Linked DNA regions of Homo sapiens: region 1 is linked to region 2. Evidence: chromatin loops called from intact Hi-C (ENCODE). Cell type or tissue: ovary. All regions are shown on one strand. Each heading gives the region's core, and the rest is flanking DNA. Links, peaks and the distances in the headings are about the cores only. Region 1 overlaps LINC02054 (long intergenic non-protein coding RNA 2054). Region 2 overlaps LINC01839 (long intergenic non-protein coding RNA 1839).

The links. Hi-C counts contacts between places; a loop is a spot of excess contacts. Peaks named below come from ENCODE experiments on the same cell type or tissue, not always from the same donor. Only the 100,000 strongest peaks of a DNase experiment are listed, where the experiment ranks them.
Region 1: it touches region 2 in a loop (2.2-fold over the local background); 55 of 110 quality-filtered maps call a loop at or near these places.

What each region holds. Positions count from the first base shown.
Region 1 is chr3:184,414,811-184,421,298 of GRCh38, reverse strand. The region is part of intron 1 of LINC02054 (long intergenic non-protein coding RNA 2054); the gene reads right to left. Among named protein-coding and RNA genes, the nearest start is that of LINC02054, 17 kb to the right of the region's middle. RefSeq lists an enhancer at 4,519-5,020. In ovary, for the core only: a CTCF peak has its summit at 3,266 (motif pointing left); a DNase peak (open chromatin) is centred at 3,268.
Region 2 is chr3:184,540,698-184,547,185 of GRCh38, reverse strand. All of the region lies in intron 6 of LINC01839 (long intergenic non-protein coding RNA 1839), which reads right to left. LINC01840 (long intergenic non-protein coding RNA 1840) reads left to right here. Exons shown (of 2, transcript NR_046593.1): 2 at 9-472. Among named protein-coding and RNA genes, the nearest start is that of LINC01840, 13 kb to the left of the region's middle. In ovary, for the core only: a CTCF peak has its summit at 3,027 (motif pointing right); a DNase peak (open chromatin) is centred at 3,025.

The sequences.
Region 1 (6,488 bases), core at 2,247-4,746, 130 kb after region 2:
CAGTCATGGTGGCTCATGCCTGTAAATCCCAGCACTTTGGGAGGCCGAGGAGGGTGGATCACCTGAGGTCAGAAGTTCAAGAACAGCCTGACAAACATGGTGAAACCCCATCTCTACTAAAAATGCAAAAATTAGGCCAGGCACTGTGGCTCACGCCTGTAATGCCAGCACTTTGGGAGGCCAAGGCGGGCGGATCACGAGGTCAGGAGTTTGAGACCATCCTGGCCAACATGGTGAAACCCCGTCTATACTAAAAATACAAAAATTAGCTGGGCATGGTGGTGCGTGCCTATAGTCCCAGCTACTCGGGAGGCTGAGACAGGAGAATTCCTTGAACCCAGGAGGCGGAGGTTGCAGTGAGCCGAGATAGCACCACTGCACTCCTGCCTGGAGACAGAGCAAGACATCGTCTCAAAAAAACAAAAAAAAAAAAAGCAAAAATTAGCCAGGCCTGTCCCAGCCACTCAGGAGGCCAAGGCATGAGAATTGCTTGAACTCGGGAGGCAGAGGTTGCAGTGAGCCGAGATCACAAAACTGCACACCAGCCTGGGTGACAGAGACTCGGTCTCAAAAATAAATAAATAAAAAATAAAGGAGTTTCTGTTGTAGTCAACACTCATTTAAATTTATCAACATGTTTTATCTATTTCTATGCTTAACAGTGTTTCATGTGCTCTCCCCTTTTTTTCTGGTTCATTTTTCTTCCTGAAGTGTATAACCTATAATAATTCTTTAAATGAGGGGCTGCACTTTACATGTATCGAAACGCCCCTTTTGTCTTAAATTTCCACTGTAAGTTAGCTGGGCATAAAAATCCAATTGGCACTTTGAAGATACTACCCCCTCATCCCCAGCCTCAGTCTTTGCTGAGGTCCAGAAATTACTTTTTAAGTAATCTGTCTTTTTCTCAGGTCCATGGTAAGGTTTTATTCTCTTTGCCCTTGATGTTCTGCAATTTCCCCAAGGAAATTTCTCAGCTACTATTTCCTCATGTATTTTTCACTGCCATTCCCTTTATTCTCTTCCTCTGAAACTCCTATTAGACATACATAGCCCTTCATGCAAGCTGTCCTTCATATCTCATAACTGCTTTTATATTTTTTAATCTTTGTGTATTGTATTCATGTTAATTCCTAAGTAATGTCTTCTAACTCAATAATTCTCTTTTTGCATCATTTATTCTGTCTACTGAGCTTTCTTTTAATGAACAAACTTTCTATTTCTAAGATTTCTAATTGATTCTTTTCACATCTACTTGTTCTAGTTTCATTTTGATCTGCCTTCATTTATGTCTTGTTAATTTCCAATGGATATTAAGCCTTCATTTGCCATTTTTGGCATCCTAAACATTTTTAATTCTTTGTAAGACTTTCACAAAATTAATTTAATCTGCAGTGAACTCATATTCCACATGGTGATTCTGTTGACTGCTTTTCTTTCTTGCTTTTTTTTTTTTCTAAAGATGGGATTTCACTATGTTGGCCAGGCTGGTCTTGAACTCCTGACCCCAGGTGATCCTCCCACCTTCACCTCCCAAAGTGCTGGGATTACAGGCACGAGCCACCACGCCCGGCCTTGTTGACTGTTTTTCTTACCATTGTTTCTCATCTATTTTGGCTTACAACTTTACAGTGAGTTGGAGGGTTTTCCACCTTGTTTTTACATCTGTTTTTCACTCTGTCTCTAACTATCCTGAGCTAGGACCTCAGGCCCAGTTGAGGTCTTACAATAGCATTGCAGGGCTCTACTCTGTTGTGGCATGAGGACACCACAGCTACAAGCACGTAGCCAGAGGGTGGCTTGGCTCAGCATCTAGTCAAGAGTCTGTCCTCATCTTCCCACAACTCAAGCCCCAAGCTATTTGTGGACAGCTGGCTTCCTCACTCCATCCCCGCCACCCCCGATTCTTTTCACAAGCAGAGGGAACCTTCCCCGAGCCCTGGCTTCCAGACACCTGGCTGTTGGCCCCTTTGTAGCATGGAGCACTTTAACTCCCTTACCAGGAGCTCTGTGTCTGGCAGCTACTGCTGTTTCCAGACCCCGAGGCCAGCAGGCCCCTGGCCCCAGTCACCAATTTGCATTTCTGATCTGCTTGTGGTACACAGAGATAGCCATTTTGGTTGGGGCCCAACTATGTCCTTTTGTTTATCATTTTTTCTATTTTATTCCTGATTGCTGTGTGTTTGGAACAGAGAGAGGAGGCCACAGCGTGAGCCCACTCTGCCGTCTTGGCTGGAAGTCCAGCACTGAATTGTGAGGCTGCCGTACCTGTAGAAAGTCCCATGTCTGCTTTCATTCAGGTAAAAGAGGAGAGATGGTTTCATTAAAATCCAATAGGCATTTTTTTTTTTTAAAGATGGAGTCTCACTCTGTTGCCCATGCTGGAGTGCAGTGGTGGGATCTTGGCTCACTGCAGCCTCCATCTCCCAGGTTCAAGCGATTCTCCTGCCTCAGCCTCCCAAGTAGCTGTGACGACAGGCATGCGCCACTACACCTGGCTAAGTTTTGTATTTTTAGTAGAGACAGGGTCTCACCATGTTGGCCACGCTGGTCTTGAATTCCTGACCTCAAATGATTTGCCCACCTTGGCCTCCCAAAGTGCTGAGATTACAGGTGTGAGCCACTGTCCCCAGCCCACTCAGGGGCTTTTATGCTTCACTATGAATTTCCTCTCAGGATAACAGACTGAGCCCGTGTGTTCCCCAGTCACACACACACACACACACACACACACACACACACACACGCTGAGGGTTATTCTTTGAAAGGGGAGGCCACGTCTGGGGGCGGTGGCTCACGCCTGTAATCTCAGCACTTCGGGAGGCCGAGGTGGGTGGATCACCTGAGGTCAGCAGTTCAAGACCAGCCTGGCCAACATGGTGAAACCCCGTCTCTACTAAAAATACAAAAATTAGCTGGGCGTGGTGGCGCATGCCTGTAATCCCAGCTACTTGGGAGGCTGAGGCAGGAGAATCGCTTGAACCTGGGAGGCAGAGGTTGCAGTGAGCCGAGACTGTGCCATTGCACTCTAGCCTGGGCAACAGAGTGAGACTCCATCTCAAAAAAAAAAAAAAAAAGAAAAAGAAAGAAAGAAAGAAAAGAAAGGGGCAGCCACGGGATGCAGACAAGGCCTGATCGCCACCACTCCTCCCTCCTCAGAGCAGAGCTGGGCCTGTGGGTAACCATGGGTAGCAGCTGGTGCTGGGTACCACGGAAGGCACGTGTGGGGTGAGGCTCCCCTTCAAACCGTTCCCAGGGGAGCGCCTCCCCCTGGTGGCCATCAGAGGAAGCAGCGGTGCTCTCTGCCAAGGACAAGGCCGCAAGGAGTGAAGATTTTCCACACACAGCCAATCGTGCAGACCTGGGACCTGTGGTCATGACACCGGCAGCCTAAAGGTCCTACTTAAATAGGGCCCAGGGCAGAATTCTGTCTATGATCTCCCCTGCTGTGCCGGGACACAGCCCACTCTGCTCAGGACTGTGTAGAGGCGGCTCCCTCCTGCCTGGCCCTTCTGAGCCTCAGAACATTGACTCCAGAGACCACTGGGTCCATAGATTCTTTGGATGGATTTTTAAACTTGAATGTCCAGACCCTTCTTGAGGCCACACAGAGGACTGAGGGAGGGCAGTCTGTGTAGGGGTCCAGGACATGGGTTTGAGGATTAGATAGACCTGAGTCCAAATCCCACTTGCCACTTGTTAGCTGTGTATCTCTAGGCAAGTTACTTAACCTCTTTGTGCCTCTGTTTCTTCATCTGTAAAATAAAGATAATAGTTGTATATACCTTAAGGGGTTGCTGTGAGAATAGAGCCAGATAACCAGGTCCCTCCTCCCTCTCCGCCCCCCGCCCATGGCCCCTGTTTTGGAGGTGCCTGGGCTCTTACTGCCTCTTCCTCTGCCCTTCCTGGAAACTGCGGGCTTCCATCAGCCTCCTCTGGGCCTTGGGCGACAGGGATGGGGGTCTTTTTTTTTTTTTTTTTTTTTTTTTGAGACAGAGTCAGTCTGTCACCCAAGCTGGAATGTGGTGGTGCGATCTTGGCTTGCTGCAATCTCTGCCTCCTGGGTTCAAGTGATTCTCCCGTCTCAGCCTCCAGAGTGGCTGGGACTACAGGCGTGTGCCACTATGCCTGGCTAATTTTTGTATTTTTAGTAAAGGTGGGATTTCACCATGTTGGCCAAGCTGGTCTCAAACTCCTGACCTCAGGTGATCCGCCCGCCTTGGCCTCCCAAAGTGCTGGGATTACATGCGTGAGCCACCGCTCCTGGTTGGGGGCATTTTTTGAGGAGGAGCCAGGCCCAGATGGAGTCACACTGCAGAGGCCTCACATGGGGGCCAAAGTCCTCAGGCCCTGAAGGTGTCCCAGAGAATCACAAACTCACAAACATACCCTCTGGCTGCTGGGGCCTGGGCTTCTCCTGTTTAATGATTTCCCACCCAGTGGCCCACAGGTCCTATACTCTCAGGGAACACACACAGAATTCTGGAGCCCCTGCCAGAGGCACAGTTCAAACACAGCAGAGCTGGGCCTGCAGCTGGTCTGTCAGTCACACTAAAGTTATGGCGCACCTGCTCTGTATTTAGCACTGGGGCTTCTAAGGGAAGGGATGTGTCTCTGCCTTCAAGGCATTCGCAGCACAGTGGGGAGACTGGCTGCAGAGCCCCCTGACATGACTCACAGGAGCCGCTCTAGTGAGACTCTGCAGGCACAGCCCGGGCCCAGATCAGGGTCCGCCCAGGAGAGTCAGGGACGGCACCCAGAAGAGGGGCTTCTGGCTGGGCACTTGAATGTGGAGTAAGAATTTGCCAGGCAGACAGACTTGATCGATTCATTCGATACGTTTTCATTCGACACCTGCCACCCTCCCTGCAGCTGCTGTTCTATGCACTAAGGATTCAGTGGTGAAGAAGAGTAAAGCAGTTCTTGCTGTCCAGACCTTGGCCTGGCACTCACTGCAGGCCCATGGTGCTCTCCTGTTGAACATAAACAGTTTCACAGAACATCAACATCAGACAAGGCCACTCTGTGGCTGTGATGGAACTAGACAGAAACAAGCCCAAACCCTACAAGTTCTTTCTGACACCCCCTCACTGATACGCCCACAGTGCCCCATGGCGTGCGTTCCCCTTCACTGCAACCAGCCATAAACCCCAAGTGCTCCACTATAGGTGGGATCCTGGTGGTCTTCGGGTGGAGGGCAATTGACAGTGATGGCTGAGAGGTAGGATTTGAGTGGAAATGTGGAGATTGAATGAAATGAAGGGCAAGCCATGCGGAAACGTCAGGGCGGAACATTCCAGGCAGACGGAACAGTCATCGTAAAGGCTCTGAGGATGGAATATGACAGGCAGATTTGAAACCTGCAAATATGCCAACCTAGCTGGAGCAGAAAAGGCAGAGCAGGTATTCCAGGCAGAGGGAAAAGACTGTGAAAACCTAATGTGAAGGAAAGTAGGCCCCTGCTGACACGTATGGGTAGTTCTGTGCAGTTGAAATAGAAAGTTAGGCCAGGCTCGGTGGCTCACGCATATAATCCCAGCACTTTGGGAGGCCAAGGCAGGCAGATCACCTGAGGTCAGGAACTCGAGAGCAGCCTGACCTATATGGTAAAACCCCGTCTCTACTAAAAACACAAAAATTAGCTGGGCATGGTGGCAGGCGCCTGTAGTCCCAGCTACTCGGGAGGCTGAGACAGGAGAATTGCTTGAACCCAGGGGGCGGAGGTTGCAGTGAGCCAAGATAGTGCCACAGCACTCCAGCCTGGGTGACAGAGAGAGACTCCCATCTCAAAAAAAAAAAAGAAAAAAAAAAAAGAAAGCTAATGTCATTTGTTTTGGAGAAGAAGGATGAGTACACAGGAAATATGCAATTAAGAGCCTTCATTGCCTCTCCTCAGAGATTCTTAGCAAAATCACCAAGAACCCAAATGCTCTGCCGGAGCCACCCATGATGGCATTTTCCTTTGATGTGGTAATAGAGTAAGCTGATCAATAGCCTCGGTAGTGAGGCCTACCGAAGGGAAATGCACTTGTTCGGGACAATTCCTTCATGTTATCACTAAGAGGGAAGAGAAAACAGATGGCAGTGCTCCTCACTTTCGGGTGACCCTGCCAGCCCACCCCACGGTTTTGCGTCTTCATGATCCATCTAGGGGAAAGCCTGCCCCTTTGGTTTAGGTCTAATAGGATTACCTAGGCCAAGTATCTGTGTGGTCCGATGTGATTTAGTAGTGAGAGAGATTGAATACATTTCATCACCAGCTGCAATTTATGCCCCGGAAAGAATACAAAAAAGAGTCTGCCTTCTAGTTGCTGGCAACATAAACTGGAAATTCCCTGCAGAGGCTCAAGGCTGCAGGTGTGAAGGAAGACACACACACACACACACACATATACACATACACCACACGCACATACATATACCCACACACCACACACACACATACATATACCCACACACCACACACACGCCACACACACACATATACA
Region 2 (6,488 bases), core at 1,634-4,133:
ATTCACAGGACTAGAGAGGCAGATCCATGGCCACCAAGCTGTTAAGCGGCAAAACTGGGGATTCGAATCCTGGTGTCTCAGAGATGAAGCACTTCCCAACTAAGCCAGGGGCCCATGACTGTAGTCACCTAACTACCTGGGAATCTTTAAGAAACACCAAAGCCGCCGGGCGCGGTGGCTCACGCCTGTAATCCCAGCACTTTGGGAGGCCAAGGCAGGCAGATCACGAGGTCAGGAGATCGAGACCATGCTGGCTAACACGGTGAAACCCGTCTCTACTAAAAATACAAAAAATTAGCCAGGCGTGGTGGCGGGCGCCTGTAGTCTCAGCTACTCAGGAGGCTGAGGCAGGAGAATGGCGTGAACCCAGGAGGCGGACGGAGCTTGCTGTGAGCCGAGATTGTGCCACTGCACTCCAGCCTGGGGAACAGAGCGAGACTCTGTCTCAAAACAAAAAACAAACAAACAAACAACAACAACAACAAAAAACAAAGAAAAAAGAAACCCCAAAGCCTGGGCCCTGCCCTCACAATCTCTGGATACTCTGACCCCGTGGGTGTGGGAGTTTTCAGACCTCCCTGGGTAATGCTGATGCCCAGCCAGGGCTGAGCTCTCCTACACTCCAGTTCCTGCATGCTCTGCCCTTTGCAATACCCCGTTGTCCTCGTGGCGCTCCTGCTATGAATGAGCCAGCTCCCTCTAGTCTGTGAACTTCCTGACAGCAGAGTTCACGTTTTTCATCTTTATGTCCCCAACATGCAGCACAATCTCTGGCACACTTTTGGAAGAGTGCTTAGAACTCTGCAAGAGAGAGGAACTGAGACTGAGATGAGGAAGTTTCGGGGAGGCAGACAGACTTGGCCTGCCCAATACATGAAGTGTTGACCGAAAGGAAGGGCTGCCCACCATGTATTGAGCTCCCCACTGGAAGAAGTAATCAAGAAGAAGCAGAAGCTGATGCTTCCTAAGGGACTACTGCCTATGTTCAGATTCTATTTGTTTCTCTCCACCATCACCAAAGTGAGCATTTCCACCTCACAGTTCTTATTCCTAGAGGCACAGAGTCTCCTACAGGAAAGCAACAGGGAAATCTACTTCAGCCTCCAGCCAACCCTGTGCAGAAATCCCCTCAGCTGCAGCTCCATCCTCTCTGTAGTGGGGACCTTATTCCACATCGCGAAGTCAGCTTGGACAGCTCTGATGACTAGAAAATTCCTCCTTTCTTGGGTCAAGGTTCATGCTCTGCAACTCCTGTCATTTGGCCCTGGTTCTGCCCTCTGGAGTGGCATCATTCCTTCATCCCACTCATAGGGTTGCATAGGCTGCAGAAAGGACTTTGGATTTTATGTCAAGTGAAATGGGGGCCACATGAAGTATCATTAAACCAGGGGGCAGGGATGGCAACGTGATTTGATTTCTGATTTCAAAAGAACACTGTGGGCCAGGTGCGGTGGCTCCTACCTGTAATCCCAGCACTTTGAGAGGCTGAGGCGGGTGGATCACCTGAGGTCAGGTGTTCGAGACCAGCTTGGCCAACATGGTGAAACACCGTCTCTACTAAATACAAAAAATTATCTGGGTGTGGTGGCGGGCACCTGTAATCCCAGCTACTTGGGAGGCTGAGGCAGGAGAATCGCTTGAACCCAGGAGGCGGGGGTTGCAGTGAGCTGAGATTGCACCATTGCACTTCAGCCTGGGCAACAAGAGCAAGACTCTGTCTCAAAAAAGGAAAAAGAAAAGAAAAGAAACCCACTGTGTTACTGTGTGGAATCTGGATTACAGGGGAGTAACAGGAGAACCCAGCCGATGGGTTGGGAAGCTCCTGGAATCATTCAAACAAGAGATGATGGTAGCTTGGGCAGTGGTGCTAGCAGGGAAGATGGATTTGGGATGTGTTTTGGGTACAGAGCCAGCAAGACTTGCTGATGGATTGGATGTGCATATGCTAGTATTTGCCTAGTATAAGAGAATCTTGGCCTTATGTGTCATCTTTATTAACAAGAAATAGCTAAATTTAAAATATTCGTATTTTCGTATGCAGAGGATGGATAATTTAATCTATTCATGATTACTGAGATCGCTTTTGTTTTGATTTCTATCTCTGCGTTGTTGTTGCTTTTCTGGTTGTTATCTTTATTCTCATTCCTGATTTTCTAGATTTATTGTCTTGTTTCTTATCTCTTCCCCTATTTTCTTTTCCCCTTTTAAACAAGTTACTTGTAACATATCTGACATACAAGCATTCATGTCTTTCTTCCCTTTCTACATGGATAATAAGGGAATCTGTGGAGGCATTTCTGCCTGAAAAGAAGAGAAAGCAGAGGAGGAGGAGGAAGGGGAGAGGAGGAGGAGGGGGAGGAGGAAGAGAAGCAGAGGAGGAGGAGGAAGGGGAGAGGAGGAGGAGGGGGGAGGAGGAGGAGAGGGAGGAGGGGGGAACAGGAGGAGTAGGAGGAAGAGGAGTAGGAGGGGGAGGAGCAGGAGGGGGAGAAGGAGGAGGAGAAGGAGGAGGAGGGGGAGGAGGAGGAGTAGGAGGGGGAGGAGGAGGAGGGGGAGAAGGAGGAGGAGGGGAGGAGGAGTAGGAGGGGGAGGAGGAGGAGTAGGAGGGGGAGGAGTAGGAGGGGGAGAAGGAGGAGGAGGAGGGGGAGGAGGGGGAGGAGGAGGAGGGGGAGGAGGAGGAGGAGGGGGAGGAGGAAGAGGAGGAGGAGATGCTTCCTAAGGGGTCGCTGCCTATATTCAGGTTCCATTGGTTTCTCTCCACCATCACTGAAATGGGCATTTCCACCTCACAGTTCTTATTGCTAGAGGTACAGGAATAACTGTACCTCCGGACTCCCAACATCAGTCTCCTCCCCAGCCTGACCCCAGCCTCACCCTCACACAGCCTCAGCTCCCACTGAGCCCCACTCTCTGCAAGGCGGAGGGCTGACCAAAAGCGAAGAAGGCCAGGCGGTTGGATTCTCAGGGCCGGCTTACCTGTCAAGGACAAGCGGAACCTCAAACCTAGAGAAGTTCAGAGAAAATCCACCAGAGGGCACTGCAGCACTGCCCTGGAAAGAACATCCCGCGACCGCTTTTTCCCAATTAGCAAAGCACTACCGTATTGAGCACCCGTTAGCACAAAGCCCTGGGCGAGAGGCTGAGATGCAAAGATCAGGGCACAGGTGCTGCCCACTGCCACGTCGCGGGGGTGGGGGGGTGCTCAGAGCCCCTGGAGAGGGGTGAGAAGGTGGCACCCAGGCAGGGTGCCCTGCTTCTGGGGACTTTAATTATAGGACACACGCATACGTACAACCACACAACACATACATACACCAAGTAGACAACACACATATGAGCAACACCCACACTCACACCACACAAACAACACACACACACACACATACACACACCACACAAGCCACATACACACACCCTGCAGCCCTGGGCACCTGTGAGGGGCCAGCTGTGGGCAGACCCTGGGCCACAGAGGAGGTAGGGTAGAGACTCTGAGGAGAATGTGGAGCAGAGCATCGGTGAGTTTATAGCTTGAGAAAACAACCCCCATGGCCCCCAGACAATCCACACATCATTAGAGTTGCTGTAAAATAGCCCTATTAAAACGCACACATGTTAACCACATGCTACCCAAGGGTTATATGAACTCATCGATACCCACTCGCACATTAGCACAGATTTGCTGGGCGCTGAGGTTGGGGTGGGGAATCTTTTGCCAGAGGGTCACAGGGGAGGAGAATGCTAGCCAGCGTTTAAGGAGTGCTGATTGGGTGCAGACACTGTGCTGGTGGGGAGGGGTGCTTTCCTTCTCTTAATGCTCACAGACCACTGTGCTGTGGGCTAAAATATTATCCCCATTTGGGGCTGGGCATGGTGGCTCATGCCTGTAATACCAGCACTTTGGGAGGCCAAGGTGGGCAGATCACGAGGTCAGGAGTTCAAGACCAGCCTGACCAACGTGGTGAAACCCCGTTTCTACCAAAAATACAAAAATTAGCCAGGTGTGGTGGTGCGCGCCTGTAATTGCAGTTTCTTGGGAGGCTGAGGCAGGAGAATCGCTTGAACCTGGGAGGCGGAGGTTACAGTGAGCTGAGATCACATCACTACACTCCAGCCTGGGTGACAGAGTGAGACTCCATCTCCAAAAAAAAAAAAAAAAAAAAAAAAATTATCCCCATTTTACAGAGGAGGACACCAAGGCTCAGAGAAGTGAAGTGGCTTGCCCAGGATCACATAGCTAGTAGGTGGAGGAGCTGGGATTCTAACTCTGCCCCGAAGGAACTCACAGTTAGTTGGGGCAATGTATACAGAAAAAGACCCTAAACGACACAAGAGCATCTAACAAAGAGCAACTTCATTTTCTTTCTTCCTCCCCTTTCTTTCTCTTCTCCCTTTCTTTCCCTCCCTCCCTCCTTCCCTTCCTTCCTTCCTTCTTTCCTTCCTTCCTTCCCTTCTCTCTCTCCCCTCTCTGTCTCTCTCTCTCCCCCCTCCCCCCTTCTCCCATCTGTTTCTCTCTCTTTCTACCTCTCTCTCTCTCCCCTTGCCCTGTCTGTCTGTCTCTCTCGTCTGTCTCTCTCTCTCTCCCCGCCCCCCCCCCCCCCACCTCTGTCTCTCTCCCTCTCTCTCTCTTTCTCTCCTTCCAGGACTTAACATGCCCCATTTGCATTCACAAGAGCTTCCCCTGAGAAGGAAGTGGCAGCCCCTGCTCAGGCTGCCCTACCCTAATGACTCCAGGTAGCCTTGTGTCATCTACAGATGCAGCCTGTCGCCTGAAACCTCTGGCCCAGCAGATATTATGGTGCTGAAAGATCAATGGCGGGGAAAGACGCCTGTGGCGATTGTGCAGGCTCGGGTGGGAGACTCACAGCGAGCCCTCTGAGATCTCTAGCAAGGCCATGCCAGCTGCAGCGAGGACTACATGCCAAAAAATAAATTAAATAAAATAAGAAACTGCCACGGAGGACCAAGTGACTGTGCAACCAGAACTGCCCATTGTGAGCTGGGTCTCGTCGGTCCCATTGTGAGCTGGGTCTCGTCGTCCTCCCAAGCTGTAAGGCCAAGCAGGCTCAGCAGCAGCCCGTTGTAAGATGGAGGTGCGTCCTCCAGGATTGAAGTGAGTGGACAGCAAGCCGCAGGGCCCCCACCCCAGCTCATGCCCATGATTCTATGGGTTCCTGTCCAACCAGCCAAAGCGGGGAGGAAAAGCCTGAACTTGGGGTACAGATGGGTCAGCTCCACATGTATGTGCAAACTAAAAATGATGGCAGCCTCACTCAGGGGTGGATTGGAAAAAATTATTGGAAATCATTTTGGAATTTTCCAATAGTTTTGGAATTATTTTGGAATAATTTTCCAATAATTTTGGAAACTATTTCTCCAAAATTATTGGAGAAAATCCTCCAATAAATAGGCGGAGTTTCAGATGGTGCAGCTAATCATCCCCTTTGTGTGGAAAGAGAAGGGTCCCAAAGTTAAGATATGTACAACTCATGGGTAGTGGCTGATGGCTCAGCTGAGTGGTTGGAGGCTGGGACCTGAAGGAAAAAGGCTGGAAGATGAGGAGCAGCAGGTCTGGGCTGGAGGATGTGTCTGGACATTTGGGAGTGGGCCCAAGTGTGAAGGTCTTTGTAGCGCATGTTCACAGCTGCCAGAGAGCATCCACTGCGGACAGGCACTGAACAACCAACTAGACAAAATGACCTGGTCAACCTCCATCAGCCTTCCTTTGCCATTGGACAGCCCATTGCCGGCATGATGGGCACAGTGGCCACGGTGCAGAGATGGAGGCTACTCGAGACCCAGCAGCTTGATTCCTCCTCACCAAGCCCCATCTAGGTGGATCTAGATACTTCCCTTAAATTCCAACCTGCTCGGATGCCAGTGAAGACAGGGCGCCTTGTAAGAGTCACCAGCAGGGGGCGGTGGCAGAACAGGTACAACCTTTGGCAGCAAAGGACTCACCTGTGGAGAAACTCCAGCGGAGGGAGGACGCATGTTTCCCTTTTCCTTGTTACAGAGTAGAGCCATGGAAACTTCAGGAACTGGGGAGAATCCCAGTTCTACCCAGGGTGGGCCAAGTAAAGAAGGCTCTTGATACGTTCAAGAGTAGGTTAAAAAGCTTGACTAATGCTGAACTGAGGGGCTAGAGGAAAAGGTGATTTCTATTTTCTTTTTTATTTAAAAACCCATTATATTGTATTAGAGTTTTAAGGTCTTTCTTTCTTTCTCTTTCTTCTTTCTTTCTTTCTTTCTCTCTCTCTTTCTCTTTCTTTCTTCTTTCTTTCTTTCTTTTTCTTTCTTTCCTTTTAGACGGAGTTTTGCTCTTTTTGCCCAGGCTGGAGTGCAATGGCGCAATCTCGGCTCACTGCAACCTCTACCTCCCTGGTTCAAGCAATTCTCCTGCCTCAGCCTCCCAAGTAGCTGAGATTACCGGCGCCTGCCACCATGCCCAGCTAATTTTGTAGTTTTAGTGAGACAGGGTTTCACCATGTTGG